Regions from separate parts of the Homo sapiens genome. Here regions 1 and 2 are each linked to region 3. Evidence: read pairs that join two places in POLR2A ChIA-PET (ENCODE). Cell type or tissue: HepG2. All regions are shown on one strand. Region 1 overlaps PLEKHM3 (pleckstrin homology domain containing M3). Region 2 overlaps PLEKHM3 (pleckstrin homology domain containing M3). Region 3 overlaps PLEKHM3 (pleckstrin homology domain containing M3).

What was found. Peaks named below come from ENCODE experiments on the same cell type or tissue, not always from the same donor. Only the 100,000 strongest peaks of a DNase experiment are listed, where the experiment ranks them.
Region 1: POLR2A ChIA-PET joins it to region 3 with 33 read pairs; 2 of 35 experiments call an interaction of 5 or more read pairs at or near these places.
Region 2: POLR2A ChIA-PET joins it to region 3 with 15 read pairs; 3 of 35 experiments call an interaction of 5 or more read pairs at or near these places.

Annotation. Positions count from the first base shown.
Region 1 is chr2:207,846,877-207,849,376 of GRCh38, forward strand. The region is part of intron 7 of PLEKHM3 (pleckstrin homology domain containing M3); the gene reads right to left. Among named protein-coding and RNA genes, the nearest start is that of FZD5, 78 kb to the left of the region's middle. RefSeq lists an enhancer at 2,297-2,500. In HepG2, a CTCF peak has its summit at 1,256; DNase peaks (open chromatin) are centred at 455, 1,145 and 1,855; H3K4me3 peaks cover 1,206 bases.
Region 2 is chr2:207,869,135-207,871,634 of GRCh38, forward strand. The region is part of intron 6 of PLEKHM3 (pleckstrin homology domain containing M3); the gene reads right to left. Among named protein-coding and RNA genes, the nearest start is that of FZD5, 100 kb to the left of the region's middle. In HepG2, no CTCF peak of the experiment used is centred here; a DNase peak (open chromatin) is centred at 1,357; H3K4me3 peaks cover 854 bases.
Region 3 is chr2:207,925,277-207,927,776 of GRCh38, forward strand. All of the region lies in intron 5 of PLEKHM3 (pleckstrin homology domain containing M3), which reads right to left. Among named protein-coding and RNA genes, the nearest start is that of PLEKHM3, 99 kb to the right of the region's middle. In HepG2, no CTCF peak of the experiment used is centred here; a DNase peak (open chromatin) is centred at 1,165; H3K4me3 peaks cover 323 bases.

The sequences.
Region 1 (2,500 bases), 78 kb before region 3:
ATGTGTAGAAAAATGGAGAAATAATGGAGAATATTTTCTTTAATTTTCTGTACTTTTCAAATTTTCTATAATAAATATCAATTAGTTTTATAGTTAGAAAGTTAAAATGAGTTAAACGATGAACAATTCCTCTTTAAACAGCAAAAAATTAAGCTGTCTGAAATGCTTAAAGCTAAGATGATCAATACAATATTAACCAGATACCTAACTAGAAGCTTGGTAAGAAATGTGTCTAGGTGACAGCCATCTATTCAAGTGACCAAATGGCCTCAAAACACAATGGTGGCTTCAGCAGCTAGGACTGTGTTTATAAATGCACCATATTTATCAAGTGGCTTAATGGCATAAAGGGTCAGGTCAGCCCTGAGGTTTTCACAGAAGTCTCAGTTATGTTAGCAGACATTCTGAAACATTTTGACATGTGAATACAGAAGCCACCAGGCCAAGGTGAAATGTTATTTACCAAGTTACTCTTTGACTAAAGTTTAAAATCCAGAAAAACTAGCATTGTGCTGAAGAGTTTTCATTAAAGAAAACTGTCATTGACACAATAAACACATTTAAGAGTGGGCAGTCAGAGCTGAAGAAGGGTCAAATTCCATCTGGGGAGTCATCACCCTGCCTCTGCCATGCACACGACATGTGAGCTGTCTGGGCTTCAAGTTTCCCACCCCCAAAATGTCTAAAGGGTCCCCACAGTCCCTTCTATCTCTATTAGTTTATAATTCTAAAACACAAGCGAGAGTCTGGTCCTCCACCATTGGTATTAGAGAACCACTGAGAAAGTTCCTCAAAATGTTCCTCTTCAACACCAGAGAAAGAAAAGAACGATTAGAAACAAACAGCTCCTCTGAAAAGGTACTCTACAGAGGAGCAGAAGTTTCCTTTAGCTGCTTCTAGGATCCCACACCTCACTGCAATACTCACTGAGTGGCTGCTTCCCAAGAAAAGCCACAGAAAGGAAATATCATTAAAAAATGGCATATACATTGGGGGAAGCTACTCCCTCCCTGAAGACCGGCCTAGCCAAGGCTGTTGTTCTCTATTGTTGAACAGGATGTAACAAGACTGCCAAGCGCAGCCCACAAACCTGCTAATTAGGTGCCCTGACAGTGTTTGTTTTGGAACCATTTACCAACAAAGGAATGTGTCAGGCTGATTAGGGAGAAAAGGGTATGTAATGTATGTGTATTTGAGTCCAGATGAGGGCATAATCCAGGTATTTAGTCTGTTTGTGCAAGGACTCACAAAAACAAAGGCCGAGCAAATAGGAAGCCACGGGGAAAGCCCAGCTTCTGGGCAGTGCTTCTCTCCCCTTCTCCTCTGGAGTTTTGTTCCACCTGCCTCCATCCCCACCCCTTCCCCACCAAAAAATTTTGCCTAAACACTTAACATGAAAGTCTCTTTCAAAAAGTGACAAACTACAGCTGGTTCCTCAGAAAAATGAAAGAGTCTTTGTAAGGTTACTGACACATCTGGGGCTTGATGGTTTTTTTGGCAGGTAAGTAAGTGACAACTTTAGGCAAAATCATCTCCACATTCAGCCTCCATGGAGCCTTCTCCATGCACTGTGCCCAGGGGCAAATCTAAGGGCAACAGGGCAACAGAAAACACAGCTCTTGATGGACTGATTGTTCAAGCTGTGCTGAGAACAATTAGGCATCTCAGCACCATCTATGGGAAGAAGTAGTTCCACATTTTATAATAAAGCAGGTTCCTTCTTTTTAAACAAGCCTTTATATGGTTTGAGTACAATTAGGCATTTGAAGCTTCATGTGTACATGAGGCTTAAAGAAGGGAAGAAAGTGCCAAGGCAAAGAACAAAGTCCATGCCCCAACAAGTTTAGGTCCTCAGGAGCAGGGTGGTATGGATTGCAGTGAAACGCAAAATGACAAAGACCAATTCAAAACGTTGAGCGTGTTGGGAGGAGTCTCCATGTTCTTCAGGACAAGCTGGACATTTCTGAAGTCCGGCCAGATGGATGAAAGCAATGGGGCTTGGACTAAGTTTCATGGGAGGCTGCCTTTTTTGGTAAGATTACCTGACAAAATAGATTTTAAAAATGAAAAAGCGGATAAACCCTGTTAGAAGCTCATCTGCTATGCACTTTTCCATGAGGCTGATGTTTGTTCTCAAGACTGATGTAGAAAATATTCTTTAAATGTGTGCAGACTGGCTGGGCGTGGTGGCTCATGCCTGTAATCTTGGCACTTTTGGAGGCCGAGGCGGGCGGATCACTGGAGGCCAGGAGTTCGAGACCAGCCTGGCCAACATGGCGAAACCCCATCTGTACTAAAAATACAAAAACTAGCCGGGCATGGTGGTGCACACTTGTAATCCCAGCTACTCAGGGGGCTAAAGCTGGAGAATCGCTTGAACCCGGGAGGTGGAGGTTGCAGTGAGCCGAGATCCTGCCACTGCACTCCAGCCTGGGCCACAGAGCGAGACTGTCTCAAAAAAAAAAAGTGTACAGACTAGATGTAGTAGCAGAGTATGCTA
Region 2 (2,500 bases), 56 kb before region 3:
TTATAACAACCCCTCAAAAAGTCAAAAGGACACTTCATCTTTAGCATTAGAAGGCTGGTAGTTTTTAGTTAAACCAGGCGGTCATTTGGTAATATGACTAGTGATAGTGAAACAGACCTGAGATGAGGTTTAGTTATCTCTATTTATTCCCTCAAAGGGCATGTCTACGTGAACAAAATCATGACAGTGTAATTAGAAGGAAACGTGTAGCTCTTCCCCCATTTCCTTGCTTCCCTGCACTCAACCTCCTTTCCCTTTCTCCATATACCAAATTGCCCTATCTCCTTGAGAAAAGGCAGATGTCCAAAATAGGGTGAAAGTTTGTTTCTGTTTTCCATTAAACTTAATGTCTTGTACTAAGGAAGGTACTAGTCTGATTTATTTACTTGGGGAGTGTGTATATATGACTATTTCAGAGGTGTTATACTAACTGGGTATTCAAAGAATACACATTTTCATTTGTAACAAAATTAGGTCACTTTATTGCCCTGTAACACAAAGACAAAATGTAGCATCAAGCTTGTATCGGCTTCCAGATTTTGCTATTTTTCCACCTTTGCAGTCTGTCTATAAATTCTTTTCACCATCATTTTAGGTACTTCTAGAACTCAAGGAACTGCCAAATATCACTTTCCACCATCCAGTCCCTGACAAATATGTCAAATATGCTTACCCTTCTTGTGTGAAAGAAGCCCATGAAATCTGCCTGGTTGAACTTCCAGCTCAGGGATACACACATTTTGCCTCCCTCTTCTATTCTGGTCAAGATGGTCAGCATTGGAATTTGAGGCCTATGGCTTTCTTGCAGACTAAGACAACAGACTTTATTTGATTTACTTTCTTGCAGACCAATCAAAAATTACAATTAAGTTAAAAAATAACCTAGTGCTGCCTTCCCCAAACCACAGTTTCAGAAACAGCTGCTTATTACTCATGTGTGGCACCAGGAAATTGCAGTGTCATGTTCAAGGTCTGCAGCCAATAGAGATCTGTGGGATTGGGAAAAGGGCACAAATGATTCTTTTATGTTGGTTACCTTCACTCCCTCAGCACCACCACAAAATTCAAAATTTATGGGGGGCGGAGAAGACAGAGAACTAGTAACCTGGGCAAGAAAAAAGAGAGGAAAAAGCTCTTTCTCATCAAATTTCCTTATGCATTGGCTAATTCCTTCCCTCTGATTTGTCAATTTACCTTCCATTTCAAAACAAGCTTCCTTAGCCATTGTGTAACATCTAGATTTGGAGCGACTGTCGGGAATGCTTTGGTGAAGAGGGCTGCTGCACTTGACAAACAACTCCGTCTCTGAAAGTCTAACCAAAAGACCCAATTCACAGTGAACGGTCACCTGCCACTCACTAGGAACAGGCTGGCTTGACGAAATGGAAGAATCAACATTGTCACACATTGTGAAATAATTTCCCATATAGTTCAGTTGCATTTGCCTGGCCAGACAACCATGAAAGGTTGCATTTTGTTTCTAGGGTCATTTCTCAGTTCATTTAATAGGTGGGTAGAGTGAAGTCTAGTGGCCTTGGCCAGGTGAGTTCATGGGAAGTTAGGAAAAAACAGCCTGTGGATTCTGCTCAAGCTTGAAAATCCTAACACACCTCACGAGACTATTCTGAATCCTCAATTTTAAATTTTACTTCTCTTACTCATCAATCCTTAAAAATAGAAAATGAAAAGTAAGCTGGATGTGGGGGCTGATGCCTGTAATCCCAGCACTTTCGGAGGCCAAGGTGGGAGGATCACTTGAGCCTAGGAGTTCCAGACCAGCCTGGCAATGAAGTGAGATCCCTATCTCTGTAAAAAATTAAAAAATTAGCCGATTGCAGTGGTATGCACCTGTAGTCCAAGCTACTTAGGAGGCTGAGGTGGGAGGATCCCTTGAGCCCAGGAATTTGAGGCTGCAGTGAACTACGAGCTATGATTGGGCCACTGTGCTCTAGCCTGGGTGACAGGGCGAGACCCCATCTCAAAATAAATAAATATCACCAAAGTATATGGGATATTCCTATTTCAAAAAGTTGTTCAAAACTCCATTTTCCCATAATTAACCTTTGAGCTCCTTATCATGGCTCAATGCTGGGATGTTTGTACATAAACATAGAAGTGTCTCTTTTCTAATTAGCTGCTCCTCACCCTCCCCAATCCATTATGGGACTACTCTAACAAGACTTAAATTTTGGCTAATCAAGCACTTTACTGAGGGTGGATTGTGATGCCACCAATTAGCTCTTATCTGATCCTCTCCCAAAGGTGATAATTTCTGCTTAGAGCTGGGAAACTATGTGATAGTTTAATCTGGTTTAATGCAATTGGGTAGATTTATGAGTGGCCACCATCACTCCTATCAAATTACATTTTGCTCTCTGCTGGAAACTAGGTCTTAGGGAATAAAAGATTTAAAAAATTTCAATTTCATTTTTCTCAGTGGCTAGAATGGCAAAGATGAAACCGAGAAGGCACATTTCTTATCCAGAAAAATATATGGGAT
Region 3 (2,500 bases):
GCCAGAGTCCGCATCTCATAACTTCTACTGATCCTGTGTGCTCTGCACAGAAAGGTGTGGCAATTCCCTGAATCCCAGGCTCTTGGATGCCTCCAGGCTCATCTTCCTTTTGCCTCTTCTCCCCTGTTCACCTCCTGGCTCCTCCTGAATTATGATCTGCTTAAAATAAAAGTTATAGCAGCTAATATTTCCTGAGAGCTTGCTCTGTTCTGGGCATTAAATCCCTGAATCCTCGCACTTTCCTTATGAGGTGGTATTGTCTCCAGGTGAGAAAACTGGCTCTGAAAGCTAACAGAGACAGAAATGAGCTCTGAGCTCAGGCCGTCCAACTTAACGCAGAGTTTATAATAAACCACCTCCATTTGTGTCCTCACTTTTTTCTTTTTTCTCAGTTTGCCCCACCTGGGCTTGGTAACCCAGCTCTAATCTTCAGCTTTGTGGTGAGGCTGCTGCTCCAGGTAATGGTCCCTCCCTCAAATCACTGTACCGCAACTGCCTGAGGGGCGCATTGTAATGGCCTAGCCCAAGCCTTAGGACACCCCAACACATCTTCTGAGGAACTTTGAAGTCGACCTGGTGTTATTTCCTCTAGTTCTACAGGACTCTTCATGTCTGTCTTTTGAGAGAACCACATCTAGACATTCGGCATCCTTTGAGATGAACTTCCTGACCGAGTTACGGATCTAGTATCTGAGACATCGACAAACTCTGTTCTTAATATTTAATTACATGGCCTTGGGGTTAAAACCTCGAATGCCTAGGCCCAGGGAACCACCATAAACGAATTAAATGGGCTGGAGATGAGAAAAACAGGGCAGCAATGTGTTATATGCCAAGTGGCACTGGGTTTGGGGAGACAAACTAGAGCAGAAGAAGTTATGGCAAAGTGGCAAGTCAAGTGTCTAAAGCTGATCTCTGCTACACAGAATGAGGGAAGTTCTGTGTAATCAGAACTCATTTCCCAAGAGAAACCAGAAAGCTTCACTTTGTGTGTGCATGAAAACTCCTGATTTTTTTAAAGTTGGCAACTATTTCACAATTTCAAAACTTTGTGGGGCCATCCCTGTGAGGCCAAACAAAACATGTCTGCTGGCCAAATCTGGCCTTGAGGTGACACATTCTACCGTGCCTGTGTGTGACACATCCTGCTGTTCCTGTGTTCAGCAAGAGCTGAGGCTCTTCCTAGCAGTTCTTAACGTCCCTCCCAGAAATTTCCCTAACAGCTGCTGATCCGGATGTGTCCTGACATTGCCATGTATGCCCAGATTTTCCACAGAGTTCTTCATGCACCTTCATGTGTGGACACTGTAAATAATTCTTCTCATGAAAAGTTAACTAGACCTTGAACTAATTCAGCAGGACCGCCATCTGGGAGTCCTCAGAAACAGTGAATTGTCAGCACTGTAAACATTTTAAGCTTCGGGGAGGACACTGACTTTTTCTAAACTAATCACCCCTGCCAGTCAAGATGTGCAGTGTGGGTTCAAGAACAAGGCGTTCATTTAACAACAATAACAAAAACAGTGAGGATGAATACCGGACAGCCATCATAATGAAAGGCCTAAAAGCAAACTATGACTTCCCTAATAAGGCGACGGCCAAAGCTGGCTCCCTGGCGGTCGAGCGCTAATACAATTAATCAGTCTGTTTTCAGTTTTCTCACGACAGCAATATTAACAGTTTGCTTTATTCTGTTTATATGGTGCTGACAGGTCTTCGGCATGTTGCGCCTACTTGCTGGAGATTAATGGCCACTCTCATATTGAGGTAAAAACCAGGCAGGAAGAGAATGCCTTTTACGACTAGATAAGAACTGGATTCTCTTGCTTTTTTTTGTTCCCCATCAACTCCTCCCTCTTTCAGTTTCTATCAGGGATATATGAGATTAGTTAAGTCCAGCAAGTTCACCTCACTGTTTAAACTCCCCCACTTTAGATGTCGTATCCTCAGGTAAAACAAAGGGAGCCTTAAATATTGATTTTGGATAAACTCATTACATATAAAGGTATTGGTGACTAACTTTGTTTTTAAGAAGTCAGATTCAGCCTGGGCAACATGGTGAAAGCCCGTCTCTACTAAAAATACAAAAATTAGCCAGGTGTGGTGGCATAGGCCTGTAATCCCAGCCACTCAGGAGGCTGAGGCAGGAGAATCGCTTGAACCCAGGAGGCAGAGGCTGCAGTGAGCCGAGATCATGCCACTGCACTCCAGCCTGGGCGATAGAGTGAGACTCTGTCTCAAAAAAAAAAAAAAAAAAAAAGAAGTGTGGCTGGCTGGGTGTGGTGGCTCACACCTATAATCCCAGCACTTTGGGAGGCTGAGGCAGGCGGATCACCTGAGGTCAGGAGTTCGAGACCAGCCTGGCCAACATGGTGAAACCCCGTCTCTACTAAAAATACAAAAATTAGCCAGGCGTGGTGGCACATGCCTGTAATCCCAGCTACCCAGGAGGCTGAGGCAGGAGAATTGCTGGAACCTGGGAGGCAGAGGTTGCAGTGAG